Regions from separate parts of the Mus musculus genome. Here region 2 is linked to region 1. Evidence: chromatin contacts called from ENCODE Hi-C data. All regions are on one chromosome and are shown on one strand. Each heading gives the region's core, a stretch centred on a gene start or an enhancer-like site at or near the end of the contact. The rest is flanking DNA. Distances are from core to core; before and after follow the strand shown.

Region 1 (5,176 bases), core at 1,662-4,161:
AATCTTATTTCCTAGTTGTCTTCTTTGGTAAGAAGTCTGAGTTTTGCTCATTTTAAAAGAACTGGGTGTATTTCCTTGCGTATTGTATTTTATTGTGATGAAATTTTTTCTTAACCAAGAAGTCACCATTTTAGCATCTCAAGTGTATGACTCATAGCATCAAATGCATTAGCAGTGTTGCACAGCCAGCGCCATTATCATCTCAAAACCTTATCAGCATCCTACATGGACGCTCTATGCTTATTAAGTAACACCTCTTGCTCCCCAGCTTCTGGCAATCTCTGTCTTATACATTGAACCATATGGTAACTTTATATTTAATTTTTTGGGACATTTCTCAATACTTCAAAAGAGACTGCCCAGTGTTACTTTCCCACTATGAATGGTCAGATTCCAGTCTCTTCATTCCCTCACTGACTATGGTTCCTTTGCAGTGGTTGGTTTTAGAACATAAGACAAACAGCATGTAATAAACAGCCTCTCTCTGCTTATTTGAGCCCAGCAGAGCTCTGATATTAGCAACTAAGTGTATTTGTTAGACACAGTCTAGTTACAGAGAGTTGGTCATGGTTTCTCTGTGAGTTGTGTCTTTCAAAGCATCCTTCATTGTGGAAGAACACTTTGAGCGGCATACATACAAGAGGAGAGACAGCATTGGGCTGCTGATCATCTGGCAAACGTTTATTAGTGTTCCTATGCATCAGCAATGCCTGGGGTGCTGCGTACAGACATACACATTAGCAAGGTGGGGTTATCTAAACAACGGAGGCCTTCCATGTCCCACTGCTTTCTCGCTTACAGAGGACTATTTAACATCTGGCCCCTAATCATTGTTGTTGTTTTTAATCCAACCTCCATGAACTTGCCAAACTGAAACAGCTCCAGACAAGAAAGAATGACAAACAATGAAGGGAGAGGGGCATGGGTTCGATGCTTGCTTAGCACATTTGACAGCTGGAGTGTTGTTGGGGTAGTCAGCAGAGAAGACTGCTCACACGTGGGTTTAAGCCAATAGAAAGTCTATCAGCAAGCCGGCAACTACACAGCATGTTCAGGACCTCAATGTAGTCCTGAGCCTTCTTCAGGGTGAGCTTTTGAGCATAAAATCCATGTCCTGGGTTGATATACGGTTAATGAGAACAGTTAGCCAGAGGCAGAGCTACAGAAACCAAAGAGCAAGGTTAGTAGTCCATTTAGAGACTTTCCTATAACTATGGTTGTTATGGGCCTCTGGTTTGGTTTTGGAGGGTGATGCTGAGTTTTACAGCCTAAACAGTATCTCCATCCTGGAGTCAGTTGTGCTAATATCTGGGGCCCTGTTACAGGAGGAGTCTCTGAAACATCTGATTTAATCAATCACTTTTCTTCTTTTATTCATATATTCAGTAAATCTAACAAAGTGCTAATGGTATGTCAGGTATCTCGCAGACCCTTGTTATTATTTTCAAGAGTAGTCCAAATGATTAGAAGTTCACCCTCCAAGGGGAGGCAGTATAGCTTAGCTCCTTGATTTACAGAGAAAAAACTGAACAACTCTCAGAAGAAAAACATTCCTGGGCTGTCAGAATAGCTAGCTGCTGTCTGACCACACACACACACACACACACACACACACACTCACACAGGGCTAAGGCTTCTCCTTTTCTTCCTGTTTCCCATGACATGGTTGAGGTCACAGTCAAATTCTCATGGTCAAGTGAGGCAAAGCCCTACTCATTCATAGCCACCAACAGAGCCTGACCCATGCTGCCAGTCACCCGAGGGTGCCAACCGGTGAGTGACAGCCACTAGATCAGAGACTGGCTCGGCAGCACATTCTGTGATACGCCTTTGTGGAGAGCTGCAGACAGCTTACCAGGACAGGGGCACCAAACTTAGGGAAACTCACCAGTGTTTACCTCGTCTCTGGATGCTTTCTGGTAATTCAGCCCTGTGATGAAGTCTGGATCCTGTGATGAGGGGTGAGTAGGGGCCTTTTTGAAAACAAGCAAGCAAACAGACAAAAAGGGAGAGATGAGGAGCCATCTGTGACTGCTGTGGTATCCCTGTGCTCAGTCAGTCCTGCTATCTGTAGGACAATTTTAAAGAGGCCAATGGGATTACCCATAGGGGTCTGCTAGGGATAATATCTGGCTAGATTCTGCTGGAAAATTGAACACTCATTCTGTTCGTGAAAGGCTGGGTTCAAGTTCAGGCTCTGCCTCTCAGCTCTCCAGGGTCCTGCGATGCAAAGCGCAGCTAATATACCTCCCTAAACACACCTGACCTAAAGTCAGGATCACAGACACAAGACACGGCTCTGACAGATACTAGCTGTCCAATTTAAGCAGGCTCCTTACATTTCCTTTTTCTCAGTTTCCCAGTCTTCAGGGGAGTGTTATTATGCTCTCACCTTCTTGGATTCTGTGAAAGTATAGACTGCAAGAAGCCTGCGGGGTGTGGACAAACACCATAGATATAGAAGTCAGGCATGAATTCAGGTGTGCTAGGAACACTGGGCTGCGTCTTTCCAGCCCAAACTAATCAAAAATAGGAGTCACTTCAATACATAGAGATTTTCTTTTTCTTGTACTGAACTGGTTGGTCTGGCCTATCTTCCTAGGAAGCCTCAAAGGTGATCTCCCAAATGTGAACAAACTGAAGACCAGGCTGGTGTCCTCCTGGCTGCTCCAAGATGCTGCAGCTGAGCCGGCTCGCGCCTGCCACCTGGTGTCACAGCCTACCTACTGCCTAGAAACCACGTGTAAGAAAGTGCTTACAACCTAACTACGCACGTTGGTTTCGACCGGCCCTAACCAATACGGACAGGGAAGGCGGGGCAGAGAAAAGCAAAAGCCCAATCACCGCCTACTTTCCAAGGAGAAGGTGGGGCTTAGTATTTACCATGTTGGGTTTGTCCGCAGCGCTAATTACTTTTTCCAAAGGCTGCAGGGCTGCACTCCGGTTGGCTTCGCCGCCTCGCGAGTCCCTGCTCTATCACTACAGTCTTGGGGGCTGCTGGTCCCAAGTACCATGTGTGACGGCACCCTGCTGCCCCCTCTCGTCCTGTCCTTGCTGCTGCTGGTGTGGGGGCTGGACCCGGGCACAGGTAGCGTTCCTAGCTCTCGCGGCCACCTTCCCGGTGCCTTCCCGAAGCATCCCGGCGCCCGGGTGCATAGGTGGACCGCTGACAGCATCCCCTGAGGAGGAGAGTGAAGGCCGCGGCCGGAGAACTGGTCTCTGGTTCCCTCTCGGCACGCGGATGGCGAGCTGACCCCCGGTGCGATCGAGTGGCTTCGCCAGCTTGGAGAGGCCCGGCTCGGGGAGGGAAGGGAGTGCGGGGTCACGGCTGCGCGATACCCACGGAGCCTTGCGAGTCAGCGCCGGAGCGGCCGGCAGCCCTGGTGGCCAGGCTGGTGCTGACGCGTGTCCTCTCTCCCCGCAGCTGTCGGCGACGCGGCGGCCGACGTGGAGGTGGTGCTCCCGAGGCGGCTGCGCCCCGAGGACGTGCACCTGCAGTTGCTGCCGGGAGCAGCGGGGCTCCGGCGGTGGCGGCGACCGCGAGCATCTCCAGGTGGCCATCGAGCAGGGCAAGGAGAGCGCGCCCTGCTACTGCACCTGCCGGCCTTTGGGCGCGACCTATACCTGCAGCTGCATCGCGACCTGCGTTTCCTGTCCCCAGGCTTCGAGGTGGAGGAGGCGGGTGTCTCGGGGCGCAGCGGACATCCTGCCGAGCTGTGCTTCTACTCCGGACGAGTCCTGGGCCACCCGGGCTCCCTCGTCTCCCTCAGCGCCTGCGGCGCCGCCGGCGGCCTGGTATTGCCCGCGCCCCCTATGGGTCTGCCTTGCCCAGTCTGTTACTTCTCCTGGGGTGGTCCCGCGGAGGGCTGGGCGGGAGAAGACCTACCTTCCCATCTCCTTCACTTGGCCCTTTCAGACTGTGCCTTCCTAGGAGAGAGAACACAGGGGAAGGCCTGTTATTGTCCTGGCTTCTGTTGTGTCCTGAACCTGGCCGAGGTGGGGTTGCATTGAGAAATTAGCTATAGCTCACCTAGAGGAAAGAATATGAACCTGTCGTTCCCACTCTGACAGCATCAGCACAGGTGTGTATGTTTTCTGCACGTTATGGGGAAGCTCTAAAGTGTTCATTCCCTGTCTAGGAATGGGGTATCTAAGCACTTCTCTTCTGTCCCTTGAGCCTTCTTACATTAGGAGGGGACCCCAGGCAGGCCATGGTTAGTCTCATTTTTGCTAGCTGAAAAGGTAAGACCAAGAGAGGAACTGTTGTCAGTATCTCTAGTGCCTTACTCTGCAGTAGGTATTTATTTATCTGGATGCTCCCTCGGTGAGAACTGTGCGGTGCTCACCTGTCCCAGGGGAAAGCCCTGCTCTTACTCTTTTTCTTCTCGAAGACCTTGCCTCGCCTTGTTGAGACACCTGTGACAAGTGCACGGAGAGGCACAGAAGTTTGGGGTGGTTTTGCTGTCTTTGTGCTCACACTTGAGCACTTGGCTACGTTGGTGCCCAGCCAAGTTCTTCTCTGCTTCTCCAGGGTGCCCCCAAGAAGAGCACGTGGCTGGCAGATGGTTTGCCCTCCCCACCCCCCAAAGCCTGGCATCACTCAGTTTACAATGTCTGTGCTGTTTCCCTACATTTGTCACAGCAGACCTCTGGGGTAGTGGGCCAGAGAAGCCACCCCTTCACTTGCTTTCTATCACCACCTACACAGCCAGGAGCACAGCGTGAAAGCCCAAGACTCCGAGATTTTGCTCGATACTTCTGCTTTCTTAGTACTGGGTCAGGGTTGGGGGACCTGTGGATGTAATTTCTGAGGAGCAGCCTAATTTTCAGGAATCTTTAAAGGTCTCATTTCAGGGTATGGGTTACTTTTGTTTAACTGGGAGACATTGGTAGTCTTGGCAAAAGAAGGCAAAGCAGATTGTGGTGGGGTCTGGTAGGTGTTATCGTTGAACGGGGGGACAAAGGGTGTGGGCTGTGGGCGAGGAGGCTTAAGTGGAGTGAGAAAGGCTCAGATCACTGTAGGACTCGGGTCAGCGCTGTATCATGTTCTGGGAGGGACTCAGAGGCCCACATCATTTCTCCCATTTTTTTGCCAAAGTGTTTCAAGTCTAGGTCACACCCCCGTACGGTGCATAGAAACATCTGAATCCCATTTGCTGCGGTTTCGTGAGTTTCT
Region 2 (4,788 bases), core at 361-2,860, 380 kb after region 1:
GAGATGCTGTAACCTGTCAGTGGTGCAAATTAAACAACATATCACTCATGTTGATCAGACCAGTGGAAAATGAAGTCAATGTTAGTGTACATTGTGCACAAAGATCCAGGGGGATGGAGTAATCAAATGCATTGCTGCTCAAACATGGATTCTTATCATTTTTGGAAAGCAATCTGGCAACACCTGCTTAAATTCAAACTACATATATCATTATTCTGACAAGCCTCCTCCCAATCCCTCTGTCTCTGTCTCTGTCTCTGTCTCTGTCTCTGTCTCTGTCTCTCTCTCTCTCTCTCTCTCTCTCTCTCTCTGTGTGTGTGTGTGTGTGTGTGTGTGTGTGTATTCACTTGCTAGTTTTGCATGGAGGTTCCCTGCAAAAGTTTGTGTCAAAAATCATGTGAGGGAAAACCATGAACTCTGGGTCACTGGCATTGCGTGACACGGTCTCAGGTGTGATTCCCCTGGAACATGTTGAGTCTGAGTCCTGAGGAGTAGGGGGACTGCTGGGACTCTCTCCATGAGAAGTGGGGGGACCACAGCTCCCTAGGCTCCCATAACACTGCCCTTTCCCTTGCCTCCCAGTTGGGACAATGGCCCCAGTCATTATTAATCTCTGTGTTGTTCTGGTGCCACCTCTATCTGTCTTCTCCACTCCTGTGACCCCCCTGTGATCTCTCTGTTGTGACTGCTCTTAGATAAACCCTCTCTGCCACTCAAACTTGACTTTCCACGACCCTGTGATGTGGAAGGTGAGGCTGAGGGTCCAGGACAGAGCAGATTGTTAGTGATGGGCGTGGGTGGGTGTCCTCCATGTATAAAGAGACCATCTACTCTATGGCCCTGTATTGGTTCAATACACACTCAACCATTATACTTAATAAGGTATGATGCTGTGATCACGTGGTGAAAAGGGAGCCATTCTAAAGAAAGACACCCACCCCCCCCCATCCCCCTCCTTCCCGCTATCAGGCGATCGGGACAGTGAATCCCTAGGAACTGGGTTTCCCAGAGGCTTATGCTGGGAACAGGAATAGATAGGACCTTGGCCACAGTCCGAGAGCTTATCTCTCAGAAAAGGATGTCACAGTTTGCAAGGACAGCCCAGGAGCAAGAGGCTGAGACAATTATGAGTCACTGATTAGCGGACCACACCTTGATCTGGGCTGCTTAGCTAGGCATACCTCTTGCCTTCAGTTTAAACTGAATTCTCCTGCCAGGATCCCAAAGATGGACTTGGGTGTCACTGGGTTTTCTGTTCCTCTTCCTGTGTTGTGCTGAATCGAATAAATCCTCCCTCTCTGCTTTGTAGCATCCTGAGTCTCTTTCATTGACTTATTGAGGATAAGTGGCCAGCCCTGGCTTGTTCGGCCCCATCCAAGTTCTGAGCAATCTAACACTGGGTATGTTTTGTGTGTGCACAGATACATGGGCTTGATAGCTGTTTCAGGATAGGAACAGTTGGCATGGGTACTTTGCGAGTTTGCTCCTATGTATAAGTGAGGCCACCCCCCATAACCTGGGAACCCCTGGGGGCTCACCTCCTATGGGCCACCTTTAGTAATGCAGAACTTCCACCAAACAGTCCCTGCAAACAGCAATCCATTGGACACCCCGAATGGTCTTTGTGGGATCTCTGTTCCTGCACTCACCAGACTCTAGTTTCGCTTATCATTTCCACCTGCTCCTCAAGCTGGGTGAGCCACTCACATTCTGGCCTTAGAAACACCACTGCGTACAACTCCAACCCTCTCCTTTCTGGTATAAGTGCCTCCCCCACCCCCATCTTCTTCTGACTTCAGAGGCTTAGTATCTGGCCCACTTGCTGTGCCTGGTCCTACCACCAGGGGGAGAAGGTGGTGGTGGGGCAGAGGAGCAGAGCAAGGAAAGGCAGGGATGGGAAGGTCCAGGGGTCTCTTGGGCAGTACCCTGAATCTCTTCTTTCTTATGCCAGTCTCTGTCCCTGTCAGCTGCCTGGCCTGACTCCCTCCTGACTGAAATAAGCCTATCTCTATCAGTTAAACAAGGCCCTTTAGAGAAGAGGCCTCAGTCAGGGAAGTCCCTGGATACTGGATTTCAGCTCCAGCAGGGGGGGCTCAGAGCAGGGCCATCCCGTAGAATATGCACCAAGATGTGTTTATATTTCCTAGTAGCCACAGGGGAAAAAAAAGGTGGAATTCATTTCAACAGTATTTTCTGTAACTAATTACATCTCATAAATGGCACTTAAGTTATACAGAATAACACTTAAGCGTATAGCACTTAAGTTATACAGAGAGCACTTAGTCTATTTCTCTATACTGACTACTTAAAGCCTAGGTGAGCGTAGGGTGAAGGCTCAGCTGGTAAGGGCTCTTCCCTCCAAACCCAATGAATTGAGCTTAACTCCTAGAGAGGGCACATGGTAGAGAGAACACTCAAGCAAGCTGTTCTCTGACCTCCTCACATGCACTGTGACACACACACACACACACACACACACTAAACAAAAGTATTAATTTAAAAAAACTCTTGTTTGAAGTTTGTACTTAGAGTGTTCCTCAGTCTGAGCAGGCCTCATTCAAAGCTTCAGTGGTCCTGTGTGGGGAGTGAGACAGTGGACTTGTGTGGGGAGTAGCTGCCTTGCAGGGGTGAGACAGTGGACTTGTGTGGGGAGTAGCTGCCGTGCCGGGGTGAGAATTTTTGACAGGATGGCTGCCTCCACAACACCCATTTCACCATAAGCAGCCAGCAAACTCACCACTCAAGTAGAGCATATAGTCTTTTTTAAAATTATGGTTCCGTGTATAGCGTGCTCACCTAGCGTGCCTGAGGCCCTGGGTTTGATCCCCAGCACCCATAAAACTACACTTGGTGGCTCATACCTGTAATTCTATTACACTATTGGTAGAAGCAGGAGGGTCGAGAGTTCAAGGTTAACTTCAGCTATGTGGTGAGTTTGAAACTAGCTTGAGAGCAGTGATGAGTCCATCCTCGCTCCTCCCTTCCGCCACATGGTCCATTTGTACCTTGTTACTATAGAATGTTTGTTACTATAGAATACTGCCATGAGGGCATTTATACAGGGCAGAGATGTTTCTTACCATCCTGGAGGTGGAGGAGTCTGACAGCAAGGTGCCAGGAGGCTTTGTTGTCTGCTTGGGGAAGGCTTCTCTGCTTCAAAGATGGCGTGTGTTTCTGGGGTTGGAGGTCAAGAAGAGCTGGGTTTTCTCTCAGCCCCAAGTGGAAAGGAAAGCAAGCAATCTGACGGCCACCAAGCTTCCTTTAGTTATCCCCAACATACTTTTTTTTTTTTTAATTATTTGAGAATTTTATACAGTGCACCCTGATCACACTTGCTTTCCATTCTTTCCAGGTTCACCCTCTCACTCTGGCACTCTCCCTCCAAAAGAACCACAAAACAACAACAACAACAACAACAACAACAACACAACAACAACAACAACAACAACAACAACCCAAGTCAAATTTGTGTTGCCCATATACGCATTGGAGCATTGTCAAACTCCCAGTGGCCAGCCCCTGAAAGAAAGCTGAGTTCTCCCACCCGGGCCAGACACCATCAACTGTGAACAGCATCTTATCACAATTTTGGGGGTGGAGTGAGTTTGGTGGGTTTCTCTGTGTAACAGCCCTGGCTGTCCTGGAATTCATGCTATAGACCAGGCTGACCTTGAACTCACAAAGATCTGACTGCCTCTCCCTCTTGAGTGCTGGGATTAAAGGCTTGTGACACCACACCTGCCTCTCTTGATCACAGATTTTAAGGTCTCTCTTCAACAGCTTACTGTCTGGACTGTTTATCTGGTGGGTGGGTGGGGGCTTCTTAAGTGAGGGCTTTAATCCTGTTACTGTGTAATACAAACTCCTGTATCTTAGAAGCCCCTAGCACTAACATGCAGCTCTGTCTCTGAGCTCATATACTCCAAGATCTCATGCAAATGGAATCATAGTATATTTGCCCTTTTCTAATTGGCTTTACTTCTCTCAACACAACGTCCTCAGGAGACATACATGCTATAGTGTGCATCGGGAGTTTCTCTCATTTCAGGGTTAAGTAATATTCCACGTATACCTGTCACATTTGCTGTATCCATGCACCTGTTGATCGGTGCCTTCTGGGCTGGGCCCAACCTTTTAGTGCCCGTGAGAACTGTGTCATGCGCATTTGGCATACAGACCTGCTTTCCATCCTCTCTGTTATGTGCCTAGAAGTGGGCTGAATCATCCAAGTCTATGTTTAATTATTTGAGGACTTCACACCCCTTTTAACTCAAGCTTACTGAGAAGTATTTAAATCCTTAAGTTCATCTTCTTTGAGTACCATGAAACAAGCTTTGACCAGTATTACAGCTTAGACCATGGCTGTTCTTTCCACAAAGTTCTTTGAGACGCTTTGCAAACAAATCCCATTCTGTGTTTCCATCTCTGACAACCGCGGGTCTGATTTCTGTTTCTATTCTCCTGCCAACCCCACGATGTCATTTAAGGAGTTTCTTTCCCTTGGCATTGTGCTTCTGAGATGTGCTTAGGCCACATTCATCATGGGCTACTTTTCATTCTGAGGGACAGTTTCTGAGGGAAAATTATCACCATCAACTTTGCCATTCATGGATTGAGTTGGTTGATTATGAATAGCCCACGAGTGTCTCTTCCTGTTCTGGTCTTCATGTCTTGGGTAAACACCAACAGAGGAATTAGCATGGCCATCTTTTCAGAGCCCCGGGTCTTTGCAGCATTCCCATGGAGCACTGATATCTTGAGGAAATAAAAAAAAATTGGATCTTGCTT

The links. Hi-C counts contacts between places; a loop is a spot of excess contacts on that map.
Region 2: a map of left cerebral cortex shows a loop between it and region 1 (2.4-fold over the local background). The contact joins the enhancer-like site here to the promoter of Adamts17 in region 1. A Hi-C loop is called at or near these places in 4 of 37 maps with a recorded cell type or tissue (CH12F3, left cerebral cortex and mouse trophoblast stem cell).

The regions. Positions count from the first base shown.
Region 1 is chr7:66,836,824-66,841,999 of GRCm38, forward strand. It overlaps Adamts17 (a disintegrin-like and metallopeptidase (reprolysin type) with thrombospondin type 1 motif, 17), which reads left to right and starts at 2,912. Exons shown (of 23, transcript NM_001033877.4): 1 at 2,912-3,088; 2 at 3,425-3,795. The coding sequence starts at 3,013. It overlaps Gm33627 (a long non-coding RNA gene), which reads right to left and starts at 2,968. Exons shown (of 4, transcript XR_391554.2): 1 at 2,884-2,968; 2 at 1,889-1,973.
Region 2 is chr7:67,215,426-67,220,213 of GRCm38, forward strand. 1700112J16Rik (RIKEN cDNA 1700112J16 gene) reads right to left here. Exons shown (of 3, transcript NR_131044.1): 2 at 4,073-4,755. Among named protein-coding and RNA genes, the nearest start is that of 1700112J16Rik, 4.6 kb to the right of the region's middle. Within about 2 kb of position 1,611, at least 1 of the 3 ENCODE cell types and tissues checked has a DNase peak (open chromatin) inside an H3K27ac peak, as active enhancers do.